Linked DNA regions of Homo sapiens: all the other regions are linked to region 1. A link is an interaction called in ENCODE POLR2A ChIA-PET data of the cell type or tissue named here. Cell type or tissue: HepG2. All regions are shown on one strand. Each heading gives the region's core, and the rest is flanking DNA. Links, peaks and the distances in the headings are about the cores only. Region 1 has its middle 83 kb from the start of FOXQ1. Region 2 overlaps FOXF2-DT (FOXF2 divergent transcript). Region 3 overlaps FOXF2-DT (FOXF2 divergent transcript). Region 4 overlaps LOC105374879 (a long non-coding RNA gene). Region 5 holds the start of FOXQ1 (forkhead box Q1).

Evidence for each region. ChIA-PET counts read pairs that join two places held together with the same protein. Peaks named below come from ENCODE experiments on the same cell type or tissue, not always from the same donor. Only the 100,000 strongest peaks of a DNase experiment are listed, where the experiment ranks them.
Region 2: POLR2A ChIA-PET joins it to region 1 with 23 read pairs; 5 of 35 experiments call an interaction of 5 or more read pairs at or near these places.
Region 3: POLR2A ChIA-PET joins it to region 1 with 50 read pairs; 2 of 35 experiments call an interaction of 5 or more read pairs at or near these places.
Region 4: POLR2A ChIA-PET joins it to region 1 with 10 read pairs; 3 of 35 experiments call an interaction of 5 or more read pairs at or near these places.
Region 5: POLR2A ChIA-PET joins it to region 1 with 223 read pairs; 5 of 35 experiments call an interaction of 5 or more read pairs at or near these places.

What each region holds. Positions count from the first base shown.
Region 1 is chr6:1,225,736-1,231,918 of GRCh38, reverse strand. No RefSeq gene overlaps it. Among named protein-coding and RNA genes, the nearest start is that of FOXQ1, 83 kb to the left of the region's middle. RefSeq lists an enhancer at 5,292-5,792. In HepG2, for the core only: no CTCF peak of the experiment used is centred there; DNase peaks (open chromatin) are centred at 1,138, 3,238 and 3,818; H3K4me3 peaks cover 2,410 bases.
Region 2 is chr6:1,322,908-1,329,090 of GRCh38, reverse strand. It overlaps FOXF2-DT (FOXF2 divergent transcript), which reads left to right. Exons shown (of 3, transcript NR_187218.1): 2 at 4,164-4,338; 3 at 4,883-5,616. Among named protein-coding and RNA genes, the nearest start is that of FOXQ1, 14 kb to the right of the region's middle. In HepG2, for the core only: no CTCF peak of the experiment used is centred there; DNase peaks (open chromatin) are centred at 2,300, 3,310 and 3,970; H3K4me3 peaks cover 577 bases.
Region 3 is chr6:1,331,692-1,337,874 of GRCh38, reverse strand. The region is part of intron 1 of FOXF2-DT (FOXF2 divergent transcript); the gene reads left to right. Among named protein-coding and RNA genes, the nearest start is that of FOXQ1, 23 kb to the right of the region's middle. In HepG2, for the core only: a CTCF peak has its summit at 1,437; DNase peaks (open chromatin) are centred at 1,454 and 2,304; H3K4me3 peaks cover 1,599 bases.
Region 4 is chr6:1,288,116-1,294,298 of GRCh38, reverse strand. It overlaps LOC105374879 (a long non-coding RNA gene), which reads left to right. Exons shown (of 2, transcript XR_001743918.2): 1 at 1-6,183. Among named protein-coding and RNA genes, the nearest start is that of FOXQ1, 21 kb to the left of the region's middle. In HepG2, for the core only: no CTCF peak of the experiment used is centred there; no DNase peak of the experiment used is centred there.
Region 5 is chr6:1,308,833-1,315,015 of GRCh38, reverse strand. FOXQ1 (forkhead box Q1) reads right to left here and starts at 2,918. Exons shown (of 1, transcript NM_033260.4): 1 at 258-2,918. The coding sequence starts at 2,311. The coding sequence ends at 1,100. RefSeq lists an enhancer at 1,748-2,464. In HepG2, for the core only: CTCF peaks have their summits at 1,180, 1,786 (motif pointing right) and 3,471; DNase peaks (open chromatin) are centred at 3,075, 3,435 and 3,865; H3K4me3 peaks cover 3,624 bases.

The DNA.
Region 1 (6,183 bases), core at 1,095-5,094:
AAAACCATTTTCACACCACATTCCTACAATCCTACTGTGTTTTCCATTGGAAATGCCATTTCTGCAATTTTTCACGTCTGTTTAGTTATTTTAGAACCTTGGAATGGGAAGCACCTCAAGATTAAAACCAAAGTAAACTGATAAAAAATAACACACTTTTCTCCAACCATAACATGTACCTAATTTGTGCAGTGACAGGCTCAGGGAGGAAAGAAGTGTGGGGCCCGTGGAGGACCTGGGGAAGCCACTGTCTGTGCGAGCTCCCATTGCCCTGGTCTTTTCACTGGTGAAGCATAAGAAATACAGGTGCCCGATCTTGACTCCTATGGAAAGCTTTAAGTGCCTCAGAGGTTCAGACAATCTCTTAACTTGTATTGAGCTACAGAGTTTGCTGTGCACTGGGAACCAAATTATAGCACTTTGGGAATTCTCCCCCAAATCAACAGGAAATAGATCTTTAAAGGTCTCTCAGCTGGGGCTTGGGTACAACGTTATTGGAAGGAATACCACTATCAAGACCTTGGTGTTCAAGCCCTCCTCATCAGTGAATCCAAGTAAAAGTGACTATTGCGTGCTTTGTGTTCTCTGCTAAATCAAATGCTATGGATTTCGTTTCTTTTGGCGTGTTTTGGAACCCTGGAACAGCTCTGGCTTTGGTGTTAAGTGCTTCCCTGGACGTAGCCAATGTGGACACTGCTGGCTCTGCAACCTGACTGGATGTGATGCAACATAGGACTGCATTGCCAAATATCCCACCTGAGTGTGGCTTAGTGAATTTCTCATTGCCAGTCCTGGAGTATCACCCTTCCGTGGTGAAAGCCTGGCTCACTCAGCCCCCCACAAGAGTGAGGCAGTGCATAAGCAGGGAATTCTGCACCTAGATGCAATGGGTTTAAGTTTTCTTCCCCAGATTTGTGGCATCAGAGGAAGACAGCCACAGAATTTTGGGCAAGGCACTCTAGATTATGGGGATTTAGTTTCCTTAGCAGTAAAAGGAAGGAGTTAACTTAGACCTCTTTGTTTCTAGCACTCTATTACTTTGAGTTTATTAGAGCAAGTGAGTACCTCTATCTGTAAGAGGAGACAAATAACATGAACTTAGGACCAAGAGGCTGTCTTCCCAGTGTTTGTTGGGGATGTTTACTTTGGGATAAATACTCTGAATAACGTCTCCTCTTTAACTCATTGAGAACACGTTTGTCTGCAACAGAAGCTGGCAAACTATGATCTTCTGGTCAAATGCAGCCTGCCTCCTCTTTTTATAAATAAATTTCTACAGGAGTACGGCCACGCTCATTCATTTAGACATAGACTGTGACTGCAGTTGCACTAGGAGGGCACGGTTGAGGGGGTAGGGCAGAGACCACCTGACCTACGAAGGCAAAAGTATTTGTGATCTGGCCCTTTACAAAAAAGTCTGTTGACCCCTGGTCTGGAACATCATTCATCCCATAATACTCACCCAGGTTCTGCAACGTGCCATGCTCCCTACCAGCTGTTGGGCACAGAGATAAGCCAGACCCAGTGCCCGACTTGGAAAGATTCCCAGCCTGGTGAATGTTCAATGAAGAAATTAGAGGTTTCTTTATTTAAAACAATAATACAGACAGCAATATTATTCACAAGAAGAATTGCACACTGTTTTTTATAAACACCAGTAGTGACGATTCTTCCCGTTCTCTTTATTGTATCTGTAAGAGATGTGGCTGCCTGTTTGGTAACGTTTCCTGTGTGTCTTTTTTTTTTATGCTAGATTTCAGTGTTCCTTAGAGCAAGGCAATATCTTTTTCTCAGTGAAATGAAAAAAGTAAAAATGATTCTTCACATCAGGTCCTGCTGAAAACATCCCGTGTGCCCATCTTCTACAAAGAGAGGCCAAACCCTTTTGTGCGGGTGCCGAGGCCTCGGTGTCCTGGCTGCCGCTCCCCTCCTGGCTCCCTCGTCCACTCGCCTTCTCTCATGCTCTCAGCTTGGATCTTGCTCAGGTGCTTGCAGTTTCCTGCAGTTTTGGGTCTTCTCGCCTTTCTGCACACCACTTTTCCACCTGATGTCACCCCTGCCCTTTCTTGTGTACCCCTTGAGTCCCCACTCTTTCCCTCAAGGCTCTGTTCAAGTCTCACCTCCTCTGATCCCTTCCTAGGCAAAGATGTTTACATTGTCTTTTGTGCAGCAACCACAGTTTGTATATAACTCCACTACTATACTTATTACACTATATTGTACATATTTGTCTATATCAGTGTTTCTCAGTACAGGGGAGAGTAGCGATTTTGTTCTTCAGAAAACATTTGGCAACATCTGTAGACATTTTTGGTTGTCACAACTTGGGGAGAGGTGGGTGCCATGCTCCCATGGGTGCGTGTAAAGGATGCTGAAGACATCTTACCACGCACAGGACAGCCCCACACACAGGCCCATCTGGCCCCAGGTGCCAACAGAGCCGAGGCTGGGAAACCTTGGTCTACATACCTGCCTTTCCCATTAGGCTGAGCTCCTCATCCGCAGGGGTTGAGACTGGTTCGTCTTTGCGTGTTCAGTGCCTGGCACATAGTGGGCAGTCCATCTTATTGAAAGAGTCAATGTCTTCCATGTATTTTGCCACCTGAAATCCATAGCACAGAGCTAGAGTTATAGCAGGTGCCAATAAACACATGTTGATGAATTGTTAACTGATGAAATGAGAGAAAGGAGAAACACCCTTGCTTGTAATCTGGTGACAAATTGGAACCCACTGCTCTCCAATGAAGTTAGCCTCCTTCAGATCAATCACAGCTTCAGAGGAAAAGGTCCTCTTTCTGCTCAGAATTGTTTGGCATAGAAAACATTTTCGCCATTCCAACCTCCTCGTTCTCACGAAGGGAAAGAAAGGAAGAGAGGATGGGTGCTCAGGTAAGGAGAACTGGCTGGGGCAGAGGGGGTACGCCGTCCTGCCCTGAGAGCCCTGTGAGAGAGTGAGGAGTTTGGATAGGCGTCGGCGTTGAGTGCACTTGGGAAAAACATGTCTCTTGAAACTTCACTGAGAGGTGATGCAAAAAATTCTGCTCCGTGCCCTGCAATTGTTGCCTCTGGGGCTCTACTATCCTCAAGAAAGTTGGGGAATTCCAGGCTGGAAATATTCAGAAAACCATTAGCTAGCTGTCATAATGGGGAGGTGGAGGGCAAGCTACGCAGAGGTCACAGATCATCTGAGGCATTGCTTCAGCGTATAAGCTTGCTTCCCACACAGCTCTTTGAAGAGTGGTTCATTAACCGGGCAGGAGACCACTGGTTTTGAAGCCTCTTTTTCTCTTGCTCAACCTTGGAAAGAGCTGGGTTCCAATGGGACCATCCAACTCACCAGCAGGTAAAGGTGTGAGACAGGGAAAGGGTGCATTTGCTGAATATCTAAATCCACTCGATAATGGTGTCTGCAGGCTTTGATCCTCAGTGCCAGAATTGTGAGTTCAAATGAAATCTGAGGATGGAATTAACTCCAGGCATTAAGAAGGGCAGAAGTGCAGTTTCTTTGTTGAAGGAGGCCACCCACTCGTAAGTTTACCTTGCTAGCCTGTAGCGCTCCAGGCAATCTGTCCTTTTTGAGCAGGTGCTGTGGAATACTATCTCCTAGATAAACCCTTGATTGTGGGCTTTGAGTTCTGGCGACCCATGTTTAAAGGGATCACGCCAGCCCATCAATGGTTAACCGTGGAGAAATGAACCTTCCCAGAGGAGGTTATTTGTTCTAGATGTTGCCGTTCTGGTGACTTCAAGGAAATGGTGTGTGATCGTGTTTGTATGTGTGTGGCTTCTCCTTTCTTAAACACATAGATTACAGTGTGATTACATTGTGATTTGGAAATCGGTGATTCTAGATTGTGCTGTTGTGCTGACAGAGGGAGGACTGGATTACACAATGATGATATTGTAGGTGGTGCAACCCTCAGGCGCTCGGCCAGCCTGCGGCCCAGGTGCATGCTGTTTGGAAAGATCTGCGTGCTTGTCCTATTGTCATTTATTCACACCAGTGCACAGCTGTGATAATGAGGCACATCGCCCCATGCAAATCTATAGAGTAAGTTTCATGATAAGGCTAGCTCTTTTTAGGAAATCGGTGGCAGGTTTTGATAGAACCCCTTAGAGGCCTGTATGTTTCTAGGGCTTAAATTTTGCATCCTGGAAGTTTTAGCTATAAATACTGCATAGACTGGTGAGGTCTACAGTAAGCCAATTCTACCAGTGTTTAGGCCACGGGACAGTGATTTCCTTATGCAACTTTCTTTAGGTTGTTGCTGAAACAGGGATAATACTGGCCCCCACCTTGATGTTTGTTTCAAGGAAAACCTTGTCTTTCATGGGAGTGTGTTATTGCTTCTCCCAAGGGACACTTTCCGTGGTAAAGAGGAACAGCACCGTGGTTGTTAGGGCAGGTCTGAGATGCCCAACTAGGGTGCTGTTGCCCCCAGGGACATTTGGCAATATCTGGAGACCTTTTTATGCTACAATCACTAGGGAATGCTACTGACATTAGTGGGTTGAGGCCTGGGATGCTGCTAAGTGTCCTGCAATGCACAGGACAGCCTCCAACACAGAAATATCTGGCCCCCAATGTCAATAGCGCAGAGCTTGAGAAACCTTGGGGTATACAAGTTGGAAACATCCCTTCCCTCTAAAACCACTGGCTCCATTATTATTTAATTTTACTCTGCTTGTAACCTGGAAGGCCCATGGGGACCTTGCTGAGCATACAATGCCTTTTCTCCCAAACCCCAGGACCCTTGTTCCTGGAGTTGGAATTAGATGCTCACCTGCTCCTTCTAGCAGCTTCCCCACCATTTTCCCTGTTTGCCCTGAAAAATCCCATCTCCTTTGAATTGCACCCCTCAGACTATACCATTCTCCTGTAGTGAATGTTACCGTTCCCTACAGTTTCCTACCGAAGGCCTGGCTCCCCTTGCAGTCACCGTAGATTCCCATGGTCAGCTTCTTCACCTCTTCTCCTGGCATCATTCCTGGCAACTGCAAGACCTCTCCACACACGGACGATTCTGCACTTACAGGCGTTTCCACCCACCTCCTGCCAGTCCTTGCTTTGCACGGTGACTCCTTAGACTTGCCATCACCAGTGATTTCATCATTGTCCATTCCTGGCCCCCATGGCCCACCCCGGCAGCCTACTTACTGCCCCTGCTCCTCCTGACTCCTGCACACTGACACCCCCACACCCACACGGCGTAGAGTGCAAGGCGCCGCACTCTCAGCATGCCTTTGCACACACCCTCAAGGCTCCTGGAAAAACCCAGAGCTCAGCTTAGCTCCAAGCTTTCCCTGCCCTGGCCCCTCATCTGCCTGGGAGACAGCTCTGCTCCAAGTTACACCCAAGGCTTTCAACTGGGCACTTCTGGGACCTCCGCCTCATGCCGTTCCCCCCTTTCAATGACAGAGTCCCTCCTTATCCCCACTCCCAGCTGATGATCTGGTTTCTTATTTGGCTGAGAGAACAGAAGCCGTGGACACAGAGCCAGCTCATCCCTGCATCTGCTTCGAGTACTGAAGCCCCTCCTTGCCCCTCCTTGTTGGGTGAGCCGCCTCTGCTCCTCTGGCAGGAGGCTCCCTCCAGCTGTGTGCCAGGTCGTCCACTCTCCCCTCCAGAGCAAGGGCCACCCTCGCTGACGAGGTCTGCCCTCTTGCCGCAGCATTGGTTTCACCTCCTGTTTTGGATCTTTTCAAACAGCACACGAACATTCGGACTCTCTCCTACTTAGGAAAAGTCCCCCCCTTGGGCGACCTTCCATGCCAGTTACTGCTTTATTTCCGTCTTCCTTTTCACAGCAAGGCTTTTTAAAACAGTTAGGGGAACGTCACACACCGGGGCCTGTTGTGGGGTGGGTGGAGGGGGGAGGGATAGCATTAGGAGGTATACCTAAGGTTAAATGACGAGTTACTGGGTGCAGAACACCAACATGGCACATGTCTACACATGTAACTAACCTGCACGTTGTGCACATGTACCCTAAAACTTAAAGTATAATAATAATAATAAAAAATTAAACGGGTAATCTAAAAAAAAAAATCTAACCATTTTCTCAATTAAAATAAAAAACAGTTCTCTAGACAGTTTCTACTTCCTCCGTTCTTACCGTATTCACCAGTGAGTTTCACACGGTCGGATGAAATGTCATTCCCTAGTTCCCATCCTACACCTGG
Region 2 (6,183 bases), core at 1,426-5,425, 97 kb before region 1:
ATGCTGATTAGCTTGATTTAATCACTCCATAATGCATGCATATCAAATCATCACTTTGTATACAATCATATATAAAATAAAGAACAAATCAATCTTTAACCTGAGCCTGGTGCTGTACAAACCCTCAAATATGGGAGACCTGCCCTTCTATGATCCCTGCTTCATTTATTGTGGCATTAAAAAGTTCCTCTCATAAAGGAGACTATTAATCTCTCTCTATCTCACTCTGTCTACCTCTGTCTCCCAGAATTAATTCTAGGTGTAACTTTAGGTGATAGAAATGCAGAGTCTTCAGGATGAACCAGACAACTTTATTATGCTCTTAGAATTCAGGTTTATCAACTGTTCATTTCCATCCCTAAATAATAACAGCTAAATTTAAGTAGTGCTTACTATGTGTCAGGCACTGTTCCAAGAACTTTGCATATAATCACTCATTTAACCTTTACAAGAATGCTGTGAGGTCATTACTATTATTATCCTCATTTTATGGGAGAGGAAACAGGCACAGAGAGGTTACCTGCTCAAGGTTACAACAGATGACACATGGTTGAGCTGGGATCCAAATGTGGGCAGGCTGGCCTCAGAGTCCATGCTCTTAATCACTGAACTACATAGCCTCTTCACTCTCGAATCTTTAACTTTAGAAATCAGCTCTAGGCACGAGAGCTGTTACTGGATTGAAGATCCCATGGTAGGATCCCTGGGACCAAAGGCCCCTGTCCCCAGGCAAAGCCAGTGACTCAACACCTGAGCCTCAAGGCAAGGGGATCCCCATCTCAGCCTCTGTGGTGTGCTGGAGCAGGCTCCTACTAGCTCATGGCACAGCAGCCAGGGGTTGCATGTGCAGGAATGTCCCATCCAGTGTTTGGCTGCTGATGGTTTGAGATGGGCCATTGTGAGTACATTTTCACCATGGAATTTAGCAAATGCTGCAAGTCAGAGGCCATTTCCTAGATCACTGTCCCTACTGCAGGATCCCAGTCTTGACTGAAAGGGCCTGGTGTGGATGCAGAGAGCCTGCAGGGCTGAACTGTGGTGGGGGTGAGTATTAAATGCTTTCAGCTGCCCTATCTGCTAGAAGGTTCTCTCTGAAGGCACGGGAAGTGCTCAGCTCCAATGCATGGCAGCTGAGACATGCCCCTACCAACCCGGGGACCTCTCAACCAATCACGCCCTTGTCTCTCTGGTCTCTGCTGGGATCATTCCCAGGCAAGTGTATCATACCATTCCCAGAGTTTTCTCATGGCCTTCAGCACTAGTCACTCTCAGCAGTAGCTGGCTGGACAGCTCACCCTGTATCCACTGCTTTCTGTCCACCGGCTCACCTCCCTCCTCCCCTACTTATTTCTGGCACCTACCAAATTAATTTGTGCTCCAACTCTTTTACTGAGAGAGGGGTTGAGCGGACGGGTCCCCCTGCAAGCCACGGCAGGGAGTCCTTTGGCAGCCGAGGGTGCAGCCCGGCTTGATCTCTACTTCAGGGCCAGGAAGCTCTGCTGCCATGAAATCACGTTTGCTGTATGAATTTCATTTGCTTGTGGTGACAGCACTCAAGATCTCCTCTCTTAGCAATTTTGTTATGGCACTGCTTGCTATCACAAGGGTCACAGATTGTTTCATTCATACCTGACACCTCTGCTAGTGAGGTGGGAGGCTGAGGCAGGGGAATTGCTTGAACCAGGGAAGTGGAGGTTGCAGTGAGCCGAGATCGTGCCACTGCACTCCAGCCTGGGCAACAGAGTAGGACTCTGTCTCAAAAAAAAAAAAAAAAAAAAAAGATAAAATGCTAAGATCGGCAGCAGGGTTATCTTTTTGCAGACTGTCATTTGTCTTCTCCCCATGCCGGGACTGCCCCTGCGCCTCTTGCTCCTTATTTTGAAGACTTGATACTGTGGCTTTGCTGCCCCACTGCTGGGTTTCATGGTACGTGACCCTGCCCGCCCACCATGCCTTCCTTGCCTCTCTGGAGATAACTGCATGACAGGCCAGGGGAGAACCCTTTTCTCCAGGGGAGATGTGGTAAAGTCTAAAAGCGTTCCTAAGGAAAGGAGTGACCTGCACCCATTATCATCATCCTGACACAGCTGAGAGGGCTTGGGCTTTCGGCTCCTAAGCAGGCATCCCCTGAGCCTCCTCCAGGAGGGCAGCGTGAACGTTGCTGGAGATCCAACAATCAAGGCTTCTCTAGTAGGATGCGTCAGGGAAGCTGTCTGTTTGAACCAGTCTGCTCCCTGGCCTGGCAGGGAACAGAGAATGGAGGACTTGGATCCTGTTTATCCTTTAGATTCCTTCTGACTTAGAGCTAAAGCCTGGCCTTGGCTACTGGGCATGCTTAGCACTAACAAAGTGTTTCCTTCTCCAGTAGGGCAGAGAGAGGAAGTGAGGGGAGGGAGTGAGGAAGCCGACCGGAGGGTTGTGCAGGGGTGCGGGGGGTGGGGGTCTCTTCTCCGACTCACTGCAATCCTACCTGTTTGCTCTGCATCGCTCCCGTTCCCCTGGAGCCTGGGTTCTAAACATAGATTGCATATTTTATTAAGCCTGTGTTTGCTTTATAACTTTGGTGAAAAGCTGTAGGCAGCAGCAAAATGATCTGTCAAAGGAATTTAAAAGCACATTTCTTTAAGCACAGATGGTCCCCGACTTATGATGATCCAACTTACAATTTTTCAACTTTGCAATGGGTTTATTGGGTGGTGACCCCACTGTAAGTTGTGGGGTGTCTACACACTGGCATTGATTCACATCCTGGGACAAAGGAAGAGGGACCCCCAGAAGGGAAAACTGATTGTGACCTATGGGTGGTAGAACTTAACATCACATTTGCTGTATGAATTGAAGGTACTGCTGGTCACCACAAGTGTCATGGATTGTTTCATTCACACCCAACACCTCTGCTAGTGAGGTGCAGAAAATACAATGCTAAGATTGAAGCAGGGTTTTCTTTTTGCAGACTGCCATTTGTGTTTGTCTGTGGACAGCTGTGTTCAGTACTCACACTGAGTCCTTCCAAGGCTTACAAGCTGGTCCACTTGGACCTTGCAATTAACAGAGGTGTGAGGAAGGGAACATTGTGTTTGTCATGGATCAATGATTCCCTGTGTCTCTCCGCCCAGTCCCCCTTCCCCCATTTTTTTCCTTTTTGTAGAACTTATGCCCCATTTTTATTATGTAACTCAACAGAATGACTCAAAGGGTGATATTTCAGGCAGCAGAATGAGCTGGGGTGGGGGTTTGGGATCGGTGAGGCAAACAGAAAAGTGTGTGGAGAGAGATCTTATCGGGCAGAGAATTTGGGCTCCCTTCATGAATCACTCTGTGCAAACAGCCAGCCATTGGGCCTGCATGTGGGCTGGGTCTTGATTCTATTGAATCAACTGTGACTAAAAGATACGGTAGTTCTAATTTCCTGTGACTCATGAAAGAGCCTTATTGGGCAGGATTTGTTCTAGGCCCCAATCTTTTAGCTGAAACACTTCAACTTTGCTCATGGAAGAGGGGACTTGGGCCGCCAGACAGCTCTTTTCAGTCACACCTCATCGTGAGGTTGCATTTTAGAAAACATGGGCTCAGATTCATCTTTGCTGGATCCAAATTGGCTGAGTTAGCCTACTGATTTCAACCCCCTGAATGAGCTCAACAAATATTTCTGAAGTAGATGCTGAAGTCACACAAGAGTGGAGAAGGTGCTTGTCAAAGTCTTTGCCTTTCTCAACTCCAGGGAGAGGAACTACCTGGGCTTGAGGGTTTGTTTCAGCAAAAATCTAGAATAGGCCACATCATTTTGCACTTAACCATGATGAGGACTTTTATTGCATGTATGAATGTCCCCAGAGGCTATTACTCAAAAGGGCTCAGCTAATAAATAGGAGAACTAATAATTATCTTTTTTCAGATTGCTGACTGTGTGCAACTGCCGCAAGGGGTCAAAAGTGCTTGGTTTGCACAACATCTCCCCGGCATTCTTACACGTGTGGTTATGGAATCAGGGTGCAGGGAAGGGTCATGGAGCAGAGGGAATTGCATGTGCTCGATCTTTTTCACATTGGAGCTGCTTTCTGAAACCCGGCACGGGGAAGGTGAGGGTGCTGGATAGTTTGGGGGGGCCACAGAGTCCTGTGGGTGTTAAATCTCGGTCCCCCTCTGGGGACTTGTCCTTGCAGGGTGCTCATCCAGGCCTTAAAAGTTGGCAGCATCCCCCAGGAACTACCCTGTGAACAAATCCAGGCTTTCGGAAGCACGTGATTCTGCAGAAATGCCACATTCTCTTCCACATGGGCTGTGGGCTCTGAGTCCCCCTTTGCTTCCTCGGCCTATGTACCTGCTGAAGAAGACAGTGTGAGTGAATGTGGGGAGGGTGGAGGCAGCTTCATGCTGGTGTGGTTCCCCTTTTAGATGTTGGTGCTTGACACATGCCCATATTGAAGTGCAGCAGGCACCAGGGCCATAGATGGCTTTGCCCAGAGTGGGAAGGGGCTGCTACATACTGTGCATGATTTAAGAGGTACTGGGAAGTTTAGCTTTGCCCTGAAAACATGCCCCCCTAACTAGCCCCAGTTAGCTGAAATGCTGCAAATAAAGCTGTATCTCCTTTAACTTAAACTGTTATTGGGAAGGTGCCCTGGTTTGGGCAATTCAGCAAGTGTTACCCTTCACTCTATGAGAATGGGTTCTTGGGGTCAGGGCTGTCGAGGTATAACTCACATGCAGCAAAAACTTCCACTTTCTAGGCGCTGAGTTTGGCCAGTGTGTGCAGTCCTGAAGCCACGTCAGGATGTAGAGTATTTCCCTCACCCCAAGGTTCCCTGTGCCCCTTAGAGCTGTGCCCACCATAGCCCTCAGCAACCACGGATCTGATTTCTGTTCCTTCTGCCTTTTTCAGTGTGTCGTGTACATGCAACCTAAGGAGGTAACCTTTTACCCAGCCTGAGACTTCAGAGGGTATTCATATTGGGGACCAGCAGCCCGTGATGTTTGTCCCCCAGAGAGGGGGAGAGAGCTGCTGCCTGCAGAGTGGCTGCTCCTGCTTTGCACGGCCCCTGGCTTCTGCATCCCTCCATCCTCCAGCTGGGCACAGAGGTTGCCAAAAGGGCCAGTAGGAGGAGAAGGCTTCATGGAGGACGGGGGCAAGAGCGGGCCGACCATGCTGGCTTCCTCGCCTTGTGTCTGGCTGACTGCACAGGCCTGAGGAGGTAACCAACAGCAGAAACAGCTCTGGACAAATGAGCAAAGGAAGACTCGACTGAGTTTCCCCAGAATGGAGAGGAGCTGAGGAAGCTCCAGGGCCCACAGCGGAAGCTGGTGGACCATTTCACTAGGACCCTGGGAGCAAATCAGTCTGACTTGTGTTTGGCCCCTGAATCCCCCTGCTCAAGGCTCAGAGTCCTGGAGAATTGAGGGCAACCCCCACATTGCATGCCATGGATGGTGGCTTCCCCAGGGGAGTCGGGGTGCTAGGACTAGAGCATGCCTCCTACAAATGTTGACTTCCCCAGAAAAATACCAGCTCTCTTAAGTAAGGGTGGGTCTATCTGTGGGGATGATAGGGTCACCCTTATTATTCATACGTTCCCTGGGCCTGAGAACTTACCTGGAATACACTTTGTTAAATAGTAATATTTATTCTTATTTGAGTTATTTTTTTCAGGGCTTTTCTCTAGTTGCTGTATTTATCTTCTTTCAGTGTTTCCACATTTAGCATTAGTATTCTCATGTTATATTTGTATGAACACATATACATTTGTTCCCATGCCTTGAGGCCCTTGGTGCTAATTACATTGATATTTTTATGCTTTATTTTTCTTTATTTTTTTAGAGGCAGGAGTTTTTTCTCTGTCACCCAGGCTGGAGTGCAGTGGTACCACCATAGCTCACTGCATCTTGAACTCCTAGGCTCAAACGATCCTCCCACCTCAGCCTCTCAAGTAGCTAGGACTGCAAGCACAAGCCGCCATGCCTGGCTAATTTTTTGTTGTTCTTGTTACTTTTTTGTAGAGAAGACATCTCACTATGTTGCCCAGGCTGGTCTCGAACTGCTAGTCTCAAATGATCTTCCTACCTTGGACTCCCAAAGTGCTGGGAGCACCCAGGCTATTGCATTTTTAGGTTATATCAACTCTGCTACCCTGAGAATTGCCTTTAGACTTTGTTCTTAAATAAACAAAGGACTGAGCTGATCCTGTC
Region 3 (6,183 bases), core at 782-4,781, 110 kb before region 1:
GTTAAATTCCATCTTGCTGGCTTCGGACTGTCGTTCTCACCTGTCAAGATAATTTTGGTTGTTGACTTTGCCATCTAATATTTCCCCCACCCGCCTGGGTTTATGCTATCTTCACATTCAGCAAGCACATTATTGCCATCCATTGGTTCATTTGGTGACTATTTATTGAGTGCACTTTGACATGCCAGGCATCTTTTTTTTGTTGTTGTTTTTGTTTTTTGAGACGGAGCCTTGCTCTGTCGCCCAGGCTGGAGCGCAGTGGTGCGATCCCGGCTCACTGCAATCTCCGTCTCCCAGGTTCAAGAGACTCTCCTGCCTCAGCCTCTCAAGTAGCTGGGATTACAGGCAAGTGACACCATGCCTGGCTAATTTTTTATTTTTAGTAGAGATGAGGTTTCACCATGTTGGCCAGGCTGGTCTTGAACTCCTGACCTCAGGTGATCCACCTGCCTCGGCCTCCCAAAGTGTTGGGATTACAGGTGTGAGCCATGGTGCCCAGCCACCAGGCACCAATCTAAGATCTGGGCATACAGCGGTGAACAAAACAGGAAGAAATCCCTATTTTCCTGGAGCTTTCATTCAAGTGTGAAAGACACATGAAACAAAGATAGGTACATATGGTAAACTCAGTAATGCCAAGTGCCGAGGAGAAAGATAAAGCAGAAGAGAGAGATAAAAGAGGAGAGGACTTTTTTTTTTTTTTCCCAATTTTAGATAGGGTGGCTAGAGAAAACCTCAAAGGAAGTGGTAACATTTGAGCTGAGATCTGAAGGTGTTTCTATCCAGTTCATTGGAAAACATGGTGGAAAAGAATTCTTTGATGTGTCCCTATAGGTCGATGTTAATCCATTAACTGGCACCTTTGGGTTACAACTGATTAATCCACGGAATTTCTCTGTAACTTAATTGTCTAACCTACATTTCTCTATGCCATCCTTGAAGATATTTTCGGATGTATTAGAACTGGATAGTCAGTGTCTGTGGTGTTTCCCTGATGTAGTCTAGTGAAACTCTCACACAGGGAAATGAGATTAATGTGAAAAGACTGTTTTTCTCTTGTCAACTTGGAGTCGCTGTTAGTGGTTACTGAGTGGCACAGCTGAGCAGGGCAGGCCGCTGTGGGCGAGTCAGTTTCCGTGGGCCATTTTCCATCTTTCTTGACCTCTTCTATAAAGTCCAGGCAAAAAGACCCAATCCTCTTACCAATGCTGTGGGAAATTAATTCTTTTCCCTAGTACACTTTGGCAAATGTAATTCTGAATAACAAACCACTCCTTTAGCTCACTCATTTCAGCCCAAACTGAAGGTGTGACCCTTCATTGACATCCCTCCTCTCTTGGGCGCAGCTGCCTCTTAGGGGTTGAGACTGTGTGCTGGCAGGTAGCACTCTCCAGCTGTCTTGCTGTTATCTTCACACTTACCTGCAGGCTGCAGTGTTGCCATGATTATCACCCAGCCCATGCACCAGGTTGGGTTTTCCAAGTGTACAAACAGGTTGGGTGGAGGTTTCAGGTAGACACTGAATTCATAGAGCAGACAAAGAAAGCATGGGAGGTTAGCTCTGAGTTCCAAGAATAAAGTAAAGCCAAGTGCCTTCATGAAGCCCCCATAATGTTTGTAATAAAGCTCACCACTGGGCTTTCTGGCCTCAGTTTCTTCATCTGCAGAATCCATGGGCTAGCCGTGATTATACTTAAGGCTAATACTTTACCCTGAATATTCAGGTTCTAGGTATATGCTTCATTAAAACTATCTAGGGCCTCAGAAGTTTAGAATTCTGATTTCGCAAAATTCTGATAAAAAATAAAATGTGTGAACATGAGGGCAGCAATCTTGGTAATAAGGAAAAGCCTGGGGTAGGGCTGGAAACCTCGTAGGCACAGAGGCCCTCCAAGAGGTCCCTTCCCATTGATCGGGCCGGGCTAGGGCAGTCACAGCGTGCTGGTCTGGTGGAGTTTATGCAGCAACACAAACAAGAAACGCAGCAGCAGGGACAGAAAATCCCCATGAAGTCTGCCTTCTGCAACTAACTCTCGGTCCACCCCTCTCCACATCTTGGTCTTCCCTTCCCAACCCCATTCACATCCTTCCAGGGGAGAACGTGCAAGAAATTTCTCCTTTCCTGCAAGCAAAGGAATCCAGTAGTGCCACCTTGGTCAGAATGGCCCTTTGTTCTGCTGTTTAATGACTAATTATGATGCTATGAGAGGCATACACAACTCTGGCAGAGCCAGGCCCTCCTGCTCCAGCAGGGCTGAGCGGCTGGAAGTGTGTAATCTTCGGAAAGCTGTGACTGCGACCTGGAGTTGCGTAAGAAATAATTACAGAATCCAGCCAGGGCTTGCTTCTTGCCACAGGCTCCAGGCTTTTACCCCCGGTAGCTTTACATGCTTGTTAATTTTTAAACTGTCGAGTAGTAGCAGAATATTTTGTAAGCTTCAGTAATGGTTGCAGAGTTCAGTTTGGGGCAAGGAGAGGAAAGGGAGGGCGGGGGAAGGAGGTGAAGGAGTGGGTCCCATTTGCTTCCAGAACAGTTTTGTCTTTCTGCAAGCCTTGGTCCTGTGGTAGGCCTAAACTTTCCTCCTTTACCATAGAAAAGGAGTTTAAAAACAAACATACAAGCCTTGTTAAAGTCTCTCAATTTTTAAAAACCAGTTCTTTAAAAAAAAAAATCCTTTGCAATACTCATTATCTTATAAAAGAGACCTCATGTATGATTTTAATCTTAAAAAGTAAGTAAAAAAAAATTCATGTAGCTTCTGGTTAGCTACCAGAATCTTAAGGAGAAGAAAGAAAGATTTTTATCTGTGAAAACTCCTGCATGCACTAGCGACAAAGCCTGATGCTCTAATCTGCTCAGACGGCCGAAGCTTCCAGTCTGAATCCGTGGCAGGCAGCCTCTTGACCTCCAAGCATCGGTCTCTTCTGCAAAATCAGGGCGCGTCCTCTGTTGGTCTGTGTACTTTTGTGGCGCCTATCACTGTGGGATCTGGGCTCAGAGACAAAAACATCAGGCAAAATACAAATTTGTGTATTATGGAAGGAAATGCCGTCTGGCTCCCTGGAGTCACCCTTGGCTTACGTGCAGTGAGGACTTTATCCCAGGGTGGTTTGCATATAGCCTAAGAAAAAGTGTGGACGAAACCAACCCTAGAGACTTCCTTGTTTTCATTTATAAAAGAAGCAACAAGTTAGTGTTTGTGAAGTTGGGTAAAATTACTTAAGTTTTAAAATGTGCTGCTAACTGTCTCCATTGAAACAGGTAACGGCCTTCTACTCAAAAGAATGAGGAGGTTTCTTCTCTCTTCCTTTCCTTTCCTTTCTCCTTCCCTCCTCCCTCCTTTAAACCTTTATGCTTTCCTTCCCTCCTTTGTTTTCTCCTCCTTTTTCTCTTTTGTATTCTTCCCCAAATAGTAAACTATGTTTGTCTTAATAGTAAAGTAATGCACATTAATGATAAAAATGACTTCTGCCAAGTAGAATACAAGAGTGTAAGGTAAAAGATAAAATGTTTTTCCAAAGATAAAAGACCTCTCCAGCTTTACCAGATACACAGAGGTAACTGCAATTTAAGTCTTTCTTAAAATCTTTCTGAAAATTTCCTCTGCACGTGCAAACTTTCACACAGACGGATATATATCTATTTAACCTTCACTGCAAATGGGGTCACACTCGATGTATTGTCCGCAGCACACTTCTCCTCACTCAACAGTGTATCTCAGAACCTTTCCACAAGAGCATAAGAATCCACCCATGCTTAATAGTCCATTGTGTGGTTTGTATCATAATGAATTTAACCAGTTTCTTAAATTGATATTAGCAAGTTTTCTCCCCCCATTTGGGGAGATTACAAACAATACAGCAAGACGTGTCCTGGTACCCTTGCACTCTTTGCACAGATGAGAGAACAAACCCTTAGGCTGAATTCTTAGCAATGAAATTGCTGGGTCAAAGGGTATGTAAATTTTACATTTTAATAGATATTGCCAAATTGCCCTGTGAAAAAGTTATATCAATTTACAACCCTATCAACATTATATGAACTGCCTATTTCCTCAAAACCTCACCAACTCCATGTGCTATGAAACTCTTAAATCTTTGCCAATAGGCAATAAATGGCAAATGATTATTGCTGTAATTCATGTTTCAAGTAAGGAAGACAACATTTTTTTGCATTTTATGGACTATTTGCATTATTTTCTGGAATCTGGCCTTGACTACTGTTTATTTTTATTGTATTTTTTTTTTTTAGTTTTAAAAATTGACTTTAAAAGCTTTATCATTACCTTTATTTGTCAGATAGGCCACAAATATGTTTCTCATTTGTCTATTGCTTAAACAAATAGAAGTTTACATTATTTAAAGACTCACACTTACCCACCTTTTCTTAGAAAGCATTTGGGGTTTGTGCCATGCACAGATGAGCCCTGCTTCTACAAAAAAGACTTAGGACTCTTCCATGCTTTCTCCCAGAGTTCTTATGGGCTCGCTTTACACATAGAAATCTTTGCTGTTTTAGACATGTGTTCTGGTGAATGGAGTGAGATGAGGACTGGGTTTGAGAAGATTTTGTTGGCTCCACATGGTTTTGCAAATCAACCTGCTGCTCCAGTGATGACATGCTGCTGAGGGAAGGTTTGGTGGTTCCTGGGAAGTTGAAAGGATCTGGGCAAGCTTTTTGTAAGATCCAGCAGAAGCTTACTCTCTTCTTCTTGCATAGAATATTCTGCTATTGGGCTAGGCGTGGTGGTTCACGCCTGTAATCCCATCACTTTGGGAGTCAGAGGCAGGCAGATCATGAGGTCAGGAGTTCGAGACCAGCCTGGCCAACATGGTGAAACCCCGTCTCTATTAAAAATACAAAAATTAGCTGGGCACAGTGACGCGCACCTGTAGTCCCAGGTACTCAGGAGGCTGAGACAGGAGAATCACTTGAACCCAGGAGACAGAGGTTGCAGTGAGCCAAGATTGTGCCACTGCACTCCAGCCTGGGCAACAGAGCAAGACTCTGTCTCAAAAAAAAAAAAAAAATTCTGCTCTTATTCTGGCTGACCTTTGAAGGAGGTCTCACAGAGTACAGGGAAAGATAGCAAGAAGATGGTGAGAGAAAAATGGAAAACTGAGGGCTCGTGGAGGAAAGGGAGAAACACAAACTTTAAATGGGATTAATCACTTATGTGCATAAACCTTAGAGCTAATAGGACCTATTTCTATTTTGACAATGTAAACATAGAAGACAGAGAATCACTGAGCTGAAAAAAACAATTGAGCAGATGAATTATCTTCATCTTTTTCCATCTAGTTATGCTTGAAAAGAAAATAAGGAGATTAAAAACTTTTTTGTTAGTCTCATTTCAATAACATTTTTGCATTGTATTTTTTGGTTTAACAGATTATTATTATTATTTTTTTTTTTGAGATGGAGTTTTGCTCTTGTTGTCCAGACTGGAGTGCAATGGTGTGATCTCAGCTCACTGAAACCTCTGCCTCCCAGATTCAAGCGATTCTCCTGTCTCAGCCTCCCGAGTAGCTGGGACCATAGGCGCATGCCACCACGCTTGGCTAATTTTTGTATTTTTAGTAGAGACAGTGTTTCATCATATTGGTCAGCCTGGTTTTGAACTCCTGACCTCAGGCAATCTGCCCGCCTTGGGCACTATGTAATCCCATAGTGCTGGGATTACAGGTGTGGGACACCATACCTGGCCAACAGATGAAAATTCTTATGGGAGAGTCAAGGCATCTCATTCGGTATACACCCTAGGTTTTTAGTGTTCCTCCTATAGTTTCTAAATGTGTGGGGTGTTTTCACTTTAAAGACCAAGTAAGTTAATTGCACTAATCAGTAATATCAGAGGTTTATATTTCTTGGCATGAATGGTATGACATGCATGTTGGCAAAGACCTATATGGCTTTGATTTGCAACATAAATAATCCTGTAGATCAAATTCCAGGTAATTTAGTTAAAAGTTACTGAAGGTATTTCCCCCCAAGTGTCTACCTCATGGTAAACTGTGTAATTTGTACAACAATTGTAGGTTGATTGATGAGGATTTGACTTCCTCATTAAAGGTTAAGGTGCACTTTTACTATTATTAATGCTGATTACCATTTGTTGAGTATCCACTCTGTACCATATACTAAATATTTACCATACTCAACAAATAGGTTTGGGTGTGCAG
Region 4 (6,183 bases), core at 1,266-5,265, 62 kb before region 1:
TTGTGATATATCTGCTGGCTACTTGTAAATCTTCTTTGGGGAAATGTCTATTCAGGCCCTTTGCCCATTTTAAAATTGGATGATGATTATTATTATTATTATTTTTGCTGTTGAGTTGTATGAGTTCCTTATGTATTATGACTATTAATCCCTTGTCAGGTGCATAGTTTGCAAATACTTTCTTCCATTTTGTAGGTTGTCTCTTCACTGTGTTGATTGTTTCCTTTGTTGTATGGAAACTTTTTAGTTTGATGTAATCCCATTTGTCTATTTTTCCTTTTGTTGCCTGTGTTTTTGAAGTATTTTCCAAAAAATCTTTGCCTACTCCAGTGTCATGAATAATTTTCCCTATGTTGTTTTTCTAGTAGTTTCATAGTTTCATGTCTTACATTTCAACTTTTTATCCATTTTGAGTTGACTTTTGTATACGGTCAGAGATAGGCATCTAGTTTCATTGTTCTGCATATAAATATCTAGTTTTTCCAGCATCTTTTATTGAAGAGACTGTCCTTTTCCCAGTAAGTGCTATTGACACCTTTGTTGAAAATCAGTTGGCTGTAAATGCGGAGATTTATTTTTGGGCTGTCTACTTTGTTCTATTAGTGTATGAGTCTGTTTTTATGCCAGTACCTTGCTGTTTTGGTTACTATAGCTTTGTGGTCTCTTTTAAAGTCTTCTATCTCTTTCCAGCAGTGTAGTCTTGTCAAGCTACTTCATCTCCCAGTAGCTGTTTCCTCACTGGGAAAATAAGAGTTGCAGGCAGGATTAAATTCAATATGAATTTAATTTCCTGAAAAAGTCTTCTTAGGACCATTGCTCCATAAATAATGAAGATTTTAGAGAATAAGAATGTGATTTATGGGAGCCATATGTTGTTGGGTGCTGCATCCTTGGCAGTTTTCTATATTTTTCCTGTGGGGAGGCTCAACAAGTCAATGAATTGTGACATGCCCTCACCAGAGGCTGCTTCCATGGTGTGTGTGGTTTGAGACTGAAGATGCTCAGTCTAGGCCAAATGTCTGATCTAGCCATTTTGCCATTTCACATCAGCAAAGGGTGTGTGTGTGTGTGTGTGTGTGTGTGTGTGTGTGTGTACAGTGAGGGCGATGGGTGCAGAGCTTTTTCGACACTAACCCTTTCTGGCAGGAACCTTCCCACCTCAGTTGACGTGGCTCTTTCTCCTGTCTCTCTACCACTTTAGCTTCTAATATTTTTAGCTCTGAGGGCTGACCATGGCAATGAGCTTTTTCACCAGGCACATGACAAGTGTGTGAGACCCTCAGGGGGTCTGAGTTTGTCCTTGGACCAGGCCATCCTGCGAAGTCTCTGTCTTGTTCCTCCTGATGGAATCTGGCCTCACACACTTGGCCCCTGAAGAGGAGCTCGTGTCCAGAATGTGTGATGTGGGAGGGGGATGATTGTCCCACTCCTCTCCCCAGCATCAAATTGAGCCTCTGGGAAACTGTGACTTCAGCAGAATTCCTTAAAGAATGTTGGTGCCTCACTTCACGGTTAGGGTAGGGTGGAAGGAAAGATATTCTGGCAGCAGGCTCTTGAGTTCCTACTGGGTGGACATGCTGTCTTAGCTGACAAGGGTAATTATTGTTCCCCAGGCCATTGTGATGGAGTTGAGAATAGCAAACCTAGATGAAATGACTTGAGATGCTTAGAAAGGAATTTAGCAACAAGTGGAGAGTAATATAGTGAAGATCAAGTGCTGAGTGTCTACCAGGAAAGAACCCATCCAAGTCAGTTCCAAATCCCTTTGCAGAGACTTCCTGATTAGGTGACTTTTGAAAGGGTTTTGGAGAAACTTTTCTTCTACGGAAGTTCCTGGAGCTTTGACTCCAGGCCACAGCCAACACATCCTGGTGCTGCAGGATTACAAAAATCACCCTCAAGGAGGAAACTGTAGACCTGGATTTTTGGAAAAGAAGAGGTAGGCTGGTGTGATTCTCTATGACATGCAAGTTGCACCCTGGATTGCCTTTCTGTTCGTGAGCACTTCATATTTGCTGGCAATTGGGCAACCAGTGCCATCACCTCATTCACTCCTGACAACAACTCATGTATACATGGGTGCCACAGCCAAGCAAGGGTGGGCAAGCTGCCCAGAGTTAAGAGCAGAATAGGGGTCCCGGTCCAGGGTGGTCTGACCACAGAAGCCCTGCTCCTTACACTGCATTTGTTTCCTGCCTTGTAAGAAATGACACAGCCCCATCTAGGACATGAATGAGGATCTGTTAGGCACCAGGCACCATTCAGAGCCCTTGGTCAACATTTTCCCACACAGTCGTTTGGGAAACCTAGTACAGTCCACTAGGTCGGTGCTGTTATTGGCCTGGCTGTCAAGGAACAACAGGTATAAATATAAAGCTAATGGTAAGCAAGGTCCCTCCCGGTGCAGTGTGCCTCTCAGTCAGCTGCATGCTCAGCCACGTTACCCAAGTTATATCCTGCTTGGATGCCCAGAAAGGCTTGATAAAAACATGATGTGTAGAGTCTGAGTGAAGTGTGTATGTGAGTATATGTGTGCGCATGTATGTATGTGAGTATATGTGTGCGCATGTATGTATGTGCATGTGTGTGCATGTATGTGTGTGCGCATGTATGTATGTGAGTATATGTGTGCGCATGTATGTATGTGAGTATGTGTGCACATGTATGTATGTGAGTATATGTGTGCGCATGTATGCATGTGCATGTGTGCGCATGTATGTATGTGAGTATATGTGTGTGCATGTATGTATGTGAGTATATGTGTGCGCATGTATGTATGTGAGTATATGCGTGCGCATGTATGTATGTGCATGTGTGCTTACATTTGCATCACATATGTATGTGTCTGTGTGCACATATGCACGTGTATACATGTGCCTGTGTATGTGCACATAAACAGTGTCTTTGAGGGCTTGGCAATCTGTGTTGATGTTATTGAAGCTCTGCACCTGACTTCTGGTCACTTTTCTGTTACTGACCAGCTAAATAACTTTGAGTAAGTCATTGAACTTATTTGGACACTAGTTCCATCAACTGTTAGATATGAGGATGGGAATGGATTGTCTCAAAGATCCTTTTGAGTTCAAAAAGTCTATGATACCAGTGAGAATGTTCCAAAGCCTTAATGACACCTCACTGAATGCAGCTTAAAATGGCTGCAAGCTGACCAGACGATTGCATTCTCCAAGGTGAGCTGCCCTTCATACCTCATGCCCTTGAATAATGCAGCGTAAGTGTGTTTATTGTGCCAGCTCTTCTTGTAGTTTTATTCTAATCCCTCGTCTCAGGCAACATTTGTTTTGGCTGCAGTTCGATACTTCCTCCTTCAGAGCTATGCTTGGTTTTACCTCTAATTCTGTGGCCCTCAGGGGCTGGTTGTACTGATAAACTTTTACAAGTAAAAGGAGCTGTGGAGATGACCTCCAGCTGGGGCTGAAGGCCTATACAGCAGCACCTTCTTGCTGAAGCTAAGTGATCCTCTTGGGGAGGAGGGTTGGGGGTCCAGGGCCCCTGAAGTCAGGATTCCCCAGTGAGTTGGTCAATGTGGACTTAGATCTTGTTGAAATATCCAGAAGTATTTCTAAGTAGAATATTTTTGATCACAGAAACAAGGTAAATATTTTTGTCTTCCTTCAGTGGAGGACTTTGGAGCTCTCAGGTGGCTGCTCTCCATCCCAGGCCTGGCTGTAGGAGGCTACCTGGGTGGGGTGCAGGCCCATGCCTGGGGTCCTGGCTCCAGAGGCACCACATGCCACTCAGTGAGGATAAGAATCCATTCTGCAGCTTCTTTCAGCCCCACATCAATAAATGGAGACAGTGGGAAGGGAGCTGTGCTACTTTGAAGGATTTGGGGGCAGACTAAGAAGAAAACACATGTGAAAGTGCTTTGTAAGGATGAGTGCATGGCGGGGCGACGAGGGGCGTTGGAGGCACATGCAGCTGGGTAGGAGTTGCACTTTGGTCATTGGCCAGTTATGTGGCTTTGGGAACTGTTCAGACTTCTGGATCTTGGCTTCCTTTTTTGTTAAGTAGGTGATGATAGGGATCTCATTGGGCTGCTGTGAGGATGAGGTGTGTTTACAGTGCTTGGCAAAGAGTGGGGCTCCATGCACATAACTCCATTTCCTCTACATCTACATTGCTCTGCAAACGAAGGGTGCTATGACAATAAACCCACCCCAAGGCCAAAGGAGGGGCGTGCTGGGGGTGGAGAGGGATGGCTGGGAACTAACTAGCCGGCATCAGCAAAGGAGGGATTGTTTTGGTCTTTGTAGGAAATTAGGAGGATTGCCTTTCTCATCTATTACTTCCAATGAGTTCTGATGTTCTGGGGAATCTTCTCTGAATGAATCCTGGTATTGCTTCATTTATACTATAACTCTGTAGTATAACTATATCCTGTGTAATCCAAGCCAAAGATAGAGGGTTTGGGGACGACAGATATTTCAACAATAGTCACTGAGGCAAGGAATTGTGGATTCTAGGATGAGGCAGCAGGTGAAGGGCTTTGGTGCCCACACAGAGGAGAAGAGGGCAACTGGAGCGAGGAAATGTCTTGCTGTCCTGCCGTTTAGCTCTGGAAGTGTCTCTTGGGACAATCTTGGAGAAACGTCAACTGAAGTGCTAGTTTAGTAGCAGGGTAGCTGAGTCCTAGCAGTGTTTCGCATTTCTCCAGTGAAAGCCCTAGAGGACTTGGATGTCCCCATCTCTAAAGACACCGGTGGCGGCAGAGGCCCAGCTTCTAAACACTCAGGGTCACACAGGCATTGGTGCTTGGTAAACGTTTTCTTATATAATTTCAAAGCCATCTGTGACATGGCTGTATCATCCCCATTCTACTAGTGAGAAAACCAATGCCAGGGGATGGAAAAACAACTTCCTTATGGTCACACTGCCAGTCAGTGCCTGGTGGGACCCAAGCTGGGCCCCAATCCCCCATGTCCCCCTTGGCACCTGTCCTGCTTTAGGGAAGATGGTCTGTGGTCAAAGCTTAATCTTTGCTTTGATAAAGGATTAATTCAAATTTTGGAATGAAAAGAAGAGATTTTGAAGCCCTAAAACTGTACTGTGTGACAAAACTCCTGTTCTTGGGATATGGTGGCAGAAGTAAGGGAAAGTGTCAGAAAAAGTCCCGCAAGGTGAGAAAAACTGAAAAAGAGACCCCTTTCCTATAGAGGCTCACGAAGGGGAAATTGCAACTGTGCGACCCTGTCTGCTAGCTTTCTCTGTCACTTCATCCCCCATTCCTGTTGCTGTGTGCACTTTTATCCAACCCTCTTAATGTCCATGGCTGCGCTACCAGCAAAATCTAACCCCATCTGCTTGGCTAAGCTTCTTGCGCTCACCTATACCTGAGGAGTACGACATCAGGCTTCAGGGCTTATTGAAGTCATTACTCACATCATTGCACTAATCACAAACAGAAGTGAAAGTTGTAAATTGTATATAATTACATTTCATAGAGAAAAAAGTAGATTTAAAAATGGCAATTAATATTCTTAATAGCCAAAAGTTATTGCTAATTAATAAGAAAAACATAAGCACTCCAATTGAAAAAAAATGAGCAAAGGTCATAAAGACATAAAACTCGCCTGTGGAAACATACGTAGAGGAAACACAGAATTAGTGAGTGTGTGTATGGAAATAAATGGAAGGATAATGCTTGCTACCCAGTGTGGGCTTTGGGGGTAGATCTACCTGGACTGAGTTCTGGATTCACTATTTACTAGCTCCATGACCTTCAGCAAAGTAACCTCTCTAAGCCTTTGTTTTTATCTGTAAAATAGGGATACTTATTTTCCCTGCCTTGAGGGGTTATTGTGAGGATAAAAGAAAATAATTCTGTAAAGGGCTTAGTAAAGTGCCTGGTGCAGAGAAATTTTTCAGTGCAGATTAGCAATTGTCACTGCTAGTAGTATATTTGCATTGATAACAATTAGTAATTTAACATCTCACTGAAATCAAAGAAATGCAATTAAAACAACAAATACATATTATTTGTTACTTATCAGATTGGAAAACAGGTGAAAAGATTGACAGTAACCACTGTTGGTTAGATGTGGAGAGATGGGTTCTCTTGTGCAATTCTGGGATGGTAGGACCTGATGCCCCATTTCTGCAGGGCAATTTGGCAATATACATTAACGTTGAACATTCTGATAGTTTTTGACCCAGTCATTCTTC
Region 5 (6,183 bases), core at 1,180-5,179, 83 kb before region 1:
CTGGAAGCACTTAGGTGACTAATTAGAGGAGTAATTGGTTTTCAACTTTTAAAAAGCCCATGAATGGAAGTCCTATCTGGAAATCTGTCTAGCAATGCATCTCATACGGAAATCTGCAAGCCCATTCTATAATACCTTTATCGAATTATTCAGGAAAATATTTTTATCTCCAGAGGAAGTTTCTTGAGACCAAAACCTGAGCCCATTTTTTTGGGAGGGGGGACAGACATAAAAATCTCTCCACTTCCAACCCATCATCACAATGTGTTAAGTCAGTTGTTTTATTAAAAAATAAGCACTATGCTTGGGTTTCATAAAATTTATACATGAATATGTACACAGACACAAATAAAATAATATTAAAAATAAAAATCACACTTGCTTTCAAGGCAGTGGTCCTGGCACCCCACATACATAATCAACTTTTCCTTTAAAGAAATTGCTTGGCCCAAGGAGACCACAGTTAGAGAACCACTAATAAAGCTGTAGCCCGTTGCCTGCAACATTTTCAATTCGGGTTTCAAAAATATATAAATAATTTAATTACAAAACCCAACATTTTTTTTCTCTTTTGGCACAGTGAAGCATCGGTCAATAGCAAGAAATCACTGAAGAGCCTCTGACATGTCTCTCACACTCAGTCATACCTGGAAATGCCACATACGTACACGGATGGGGGCCCAGAAACCCCAAACAGTAGTCATATCATTTATAGTGTGGAAAGGTTCCCTGATGTACTTAGGGGGGAGGGAAGGGACATAAATCAATGGAAGTTGCGACAAAAACAGTAGAAATAAGACGAAGCCTGGGCGTTAAAGAAAGACAAAAAAAGTCCTTATGAAGGGAAGGAGGAGCAGGCTTCGCAAAGAAACTAAAACAAGAATTGCTTTGGTCCTCTGTAAAGTTATAAAACACAAAGGAAAATATCCTGGACTAAGTTTAAATACTCCTGTCAAAATGCTTTAGCTTTAAGGCACGTTTGATGGAGATTTTAAAAATTCATCTTCCTCTGGATTCAAAGTGCAAAGTCCGCGCGCGGGCCCGCGTTCCCGCCTCCCCGACGGCGCGCACTCGGCGTTCCCGGGCCCCGCGGCGCTACTCAGGCTAGGAGCGTCTCCACCGGGTACGGCAGGTGCGGGCCAGGGCGGCGGACTGAGGCCGCCTGCAGGGCTGCGGGCAGCCGCAGGGGGCAGTACAGGTGCGCGCCGCCGGCCGCCGGGCCTCGGAGTGGCTTGGCGGGGGCCGCCGCCGGGAGAGGTGCAAGCAGGAGGGGCGGCGCGGTCGGTGGCACCTCGGCCTCGCGCGCGCCCAGCCGCGCCGGCTCGCCCGCGCCGTACGCGCAGAGCGGCAGCAGGGCCCTGCAGGGCGCCGCGGGGAGGAGCGCGGGGAACGCGGGCAGCGGCGGGCAGGGCGCGGCGCCCCACTGAAGCGTCGTCCCGGGGGCCGTGTCCCTGAGGCGGCGGCTGCGGAAGGGCTTGCGCAGGATGCTGTCGATGGCGAAGGAGCTGGAGAACTTGCCCGCGGGGCTGGCGCGCTCCTCCTGGCGGGCGGGCGAGCGCATGCGGGGCGAGGCCGGGGCGGCGGGCGCGGGCGGCGGGGCGGCGGGGAGGCCCGGGGCCTCCTCGGGCCGCAGCCCGGGCGCGGGGACCGGCGCGCGGTGGCTGAGGCGCTTGCGGCGGCGGCGGAAGACCCCGTCGGCGAAGGTGTACTCGCTGTTGGGGTTGAGCATCCAGTAGTTGTCCTTGCCCCAGGGCCGCGAGGGGTCGCGCAGCACCTTGACGAAGCAGTCGTTGAGCGAAAGGTTGTGGCGCACGGAGTTGCGCCAGCCCGTGTAGCTGCCGCGGAAAAAGGGGAACTTGCCCATGAGGTACTCGTTGATCTCCGCCAGCGTCAAGCGCCCGCCCGCCGAGTCGCGGATGGCCATGGCGATGAGCGCGATGTACGAGTAGGGGGGCTTGGGCCGCCGCGTATATGGCTTGCTGCGTGCACCCTCGCCGCTCCCCGCGCCGCCCGCGCCTGGCCCCGCCGCCCCGGCCTCCGCGCCCTCCGCCACCACCGCTGCAGCAGCTGCTGCCGGGATCGCCTCCTCCGCGCCCGGCCCGCCTCCCGCACTCTGTTCGCCGTCGCCCTGCGTATCTCTGGCGCCGCCGCCCGCGGCCGGGCTGTTGGCCGCGCAGTCCCCATCTGAGCCCAGGGAGTCGTCTCCCGCCGCCGACAGCGGGGACGGCGCGTCGCTGCCGCCCGCGCCCTCCAGGTCACTGCCCTGCTTGTCCCCGTGGGCCGCGCGAGGGACGAACACCTCCAACTTCATGCCCGCGCACCCAGTCCCTCCCCGGCGTCGTACCCTCTTCCTTCGCGCAGCCTAGAGAAGCTGGTGCCAGGGAAGGGGATGGCGATCCGGGGCCGGGGATCTTCGCCTTTTTCTCCCGGGAGCTCTACCCTGGTCTTCCGAGATAGTCACTTTTCCGGAGTCCTCTTCCGCTGGGCTTTTTCTCTGGAGGGGCTGCAAGTGTTGGGTGGACTATGGGGCGGAGAGGGAGGAGTTGGGTGGGTGTCGCCTTCGGTTCGACGTTGAGACTTTGGGGTGAGTGTGTGCAGGGGCCGCGGTTCCACCCTCGGGTGCCCGAGCACGCCGGGCTTAGAAGGCTTTCCTGCCGGAGAGAAGCAGCATGCGCATCTGCTGCTCGTTAAAGAGCCCAGGAGGGGTTCTTCACTGGCGGTCCCAGGTCCCGCGCGGGCGTCTTCGGGGCACGGAAATGGTGCCGGATGATGTGCGTGCCACCGTGGGGGAAGGTCCGGCGCCTTCAGCCTTGAGCACCCGCGGAGGCGAGTCCCCGAGGCCGCTGCGCCCGCAGCCGCCTTCCCGCTCCCAGCCTCCGGGGCAGCATCTCCCCGCTGGCCTGCCGCGGCTGCGTCTCGCCTCCACCTTCGGGCCGGCCCAATATAACCCTGCGGCGGCTCCGCGGGGGCGGGGCCTGAGCGCGGACGGCAAGGGGTGGGGGAACGAGGTGGCCGAGGTGGTGGCGGCTCCCCAGTTCCCCAGCTCCCCAACGGGCGCGCACCAGGCGGAGGCCACACTGCAGCGCGGCGGCAAAGTCGCTGGCGCAGGTTGTTTGTTTTGGGTCGGCCGGCCCCGCCTTCCTCCTCCCGCCAATGGGGAGCGCGCGCGCCGCTGTGGGTTTGCGCGTGTCTGTGAGTGTGCGTGTGTGCGCGCGCGGGGCCGCTCCGCCAGCCGGCTCCTCCGTTCAGGTGTGGGCCCCAGCCCCGGGCAGCCCGCGAGGGCTCCCTGCGCCCTGGAGTTCGGGGACGCAGTTTAGGCGAGTGCGCCTGGTTGGGGGGACACGCCACAGTTCCCCTAGGGGGACACCTGAAGGGACTGGGTCTAGGGGAGCAGGGACTTTGCTCGGGCCTAAGCTGCACGCGGCGTATGTGCTTCTGTAGTAGTGAAAACGATGCTGCTTACGAAAGCAAACCCCTGTCGTCACTGCAGAGGTGCTGAACAGAAATTGCGCAGGACACTTGCAGTGACCTCTTTCGGGAGCCTTGTGCTGTGCCCCTTCCTATGAGCTCCTTTCAAGGACCATCTTGTCTTTTCCTCTTGTTTTAATGAATGCACTCCTGGGCTTGAAATTGTATGCGCCTTTTTGGATGACCTTTACTCTTGCTCACTAAATGGGCTCCGACTTTCACTTTTCTTTGTCTTACTTTACCTTTTTCTTTACCTGGCTGGTGACTCCTGCGGGAGGACAGCAGCGTCCTCCTCTTCCCCTGGGGCGGCTGTGTCTGGCGCAGGGTGCTGGGCTGTGCCTGCACTTGTGTCCCTGCGGAAGCCTCAGATGCCGCCGAGCTCCGCCGCTTGGTTCCCGGGATCTGACAGTCAACAGGAACGACGGAGAGGGCGTGTTCCCGGGGGCGGGGGCAAGAACAAACCGGTTCACGGCCATTTCTTTCCAATATTCCTTTGGGACTTTTGCTGTGACCTCACTGGCACCAGTGTCGGACAATCTCGAAAGGGGGGACCGTTCCTCACCCCAGGGCGCCCGGGGCGTGATCCCCACGCGGCGTCATTAGTCCAGGGAGCGGGCGCCTCGGCCCCGGGAAGGTGCACTTCCAGCCCGCTGCCCTGCCACGCCGAGTTTCCTCCTTTTTCCTGCCTTTGTTGCACAAAAAGCGACGGAGCCGCTAGTAGGTGGGAGCTCACCTTTGATGTTTATTTTATTACTTTCCACCATTTGTGTTGAAAACGTACACAATCCTCTCTTATCTTTATTCAGGGAGTTTTGAAGCCATTCACAATGGGGCGGGCAACATGACAGCCCCAGCCACAGCTCTGTTATTTTTGTATTTGGGGAAGGATCGCGTTCGGAGATTAGACTGACTTTATTAAGTATGCGCCTCGGGAGCCAGGTGGGGAATGGCTGCTTTTTGGGAGATGAGCCTTTCTGGAGGGGTCTGCTCAGCTCTAGCCTTGGAGTTGATGGTTCACTAGACCTGGAGAGGGAAGTGGGATGAGACAAATATGTATATCTATATATATATAGCGAGGTAAAGAGGCTTGGATTTGGCCAGGGATAAAAGGCGTTCGTAATGAATGTTTTTCTCTCTTGAACTCTGGGGTTGGGCAGGGCAGGAGGGCACATGACTATTTGATGGGGAAGGTAAAGCCAAGGAGGCTTGAGGTGGGACCCGTGGTCGCTACAGAGTCCAAGGGAGGCCTCTTCGAGACTCCAGGGCCAAGGTGTCCTGCCACCAAGGAATGCTGGTCGCCGCCAGGGAAGGTGGCTCACCCCACCTCCATGTCCCACTTTCCCCCTTTCTTACCCAACCTCCTCCCCTCCCCAGCTGCAGGGGATCCTCTCCTTACCCTGATTTCATTTGGGGCAAGGGGGGCAAGGACCTGCCCCACCTTTTATGTCTATCCTGTGGGCTGCTGTCTGCAAGTTTGGAGCCTGAAAAGGTTGGGGGGCAAGAGAGTGAGTTGGAGGTGGGTGAATTCTCAGCTGGAAACCCTTTGCTATTTTTAGAGTGACTTAGGGAATGGGCAGGTGAGAGGTTGCTTGCAGCCACCTAAGTGGACTTTGAGAAGGAAGATGGCATGGCAGGCCGTGGACCACCTGGATAGGATTAAAACAAAACAAAAACAAGCAAACAAACAAAAAAAAACCCTACCTCAGCTAGAATGGAAGCTCCACTAGAGCAGGGTTTTTTTCTTTTTTTCTTCATGACTGTATTCCCCTATCCTTGACACATGAATGTGCCATTTGCTGAGGATAACATGATTGTCTTCTGTTAAAACCAGAAATAACACTGCTTTTTCCATTTGTGGTTGATGTCGGTATCAATTTTAGCTGTTGTTTTACAGCGGGGAAATCATTCACCTTTTGCAGCTATCAGAGAAACCGAGAATGTATGGAGCAGGGCGTGTCTATCCACAACACCCTCAAGGCTGAATACAGTTGGGGAGACCAGACGCTGCCAGACGTCACATGCATTTTTTTAAAGTTTCCCAGAAGTGCTTGGATATTTCTGCCCCTTAATTCCCATTCCTTGGGGAGTACATTGATGGGTTAATAAAAAATGCCTGCAGGTGGAGCTTGACCAAACACTTGTAGGTAAGAAACACCTATTAGCTTATTTTCCCCCTTGCCCTTTAATTTCCATGGAGATAAGTGAATAAACTATGGCAAAAGATAAGTTCATATTTCCATGATCGTATGACCTCCCTGAAGTGGTGATTTTAGGAAGATAGTGCATGTATCTCTGGGCACAAAGTAACTTAATTAACTGTGGAAACTATCTGCAAATTTAACGCTTTCCATAATTTGATAGTGCTTCACTGACCCAGTTCCTAAACACTAATCTTGGGAAGAAAATAATTTAATTCCTAAAATACCTAAGGTGACTCCCTGTGGAAATATTGATGACTTGCCCTATGCATTAGAAGATCACGCAGGCTCCCAGCCCAAAGGGACTACAGAACAATCTTGATCACATCCACCCAGCAACCTGGAAACAGCTTTGAATTTCTTGTCGTGTTAACCTCTGGATCTGAAGAGAGGGTAAACTTAAAATTACCTTCCCATGGGGACCTGGGACTCTGGATGAATCTACAGTACAATGCTGTGAAGAACTGAAGAGCCTCAGGCTTAGAGACCAGGCTAATGTTGAGAGTCCCAGGGCAAA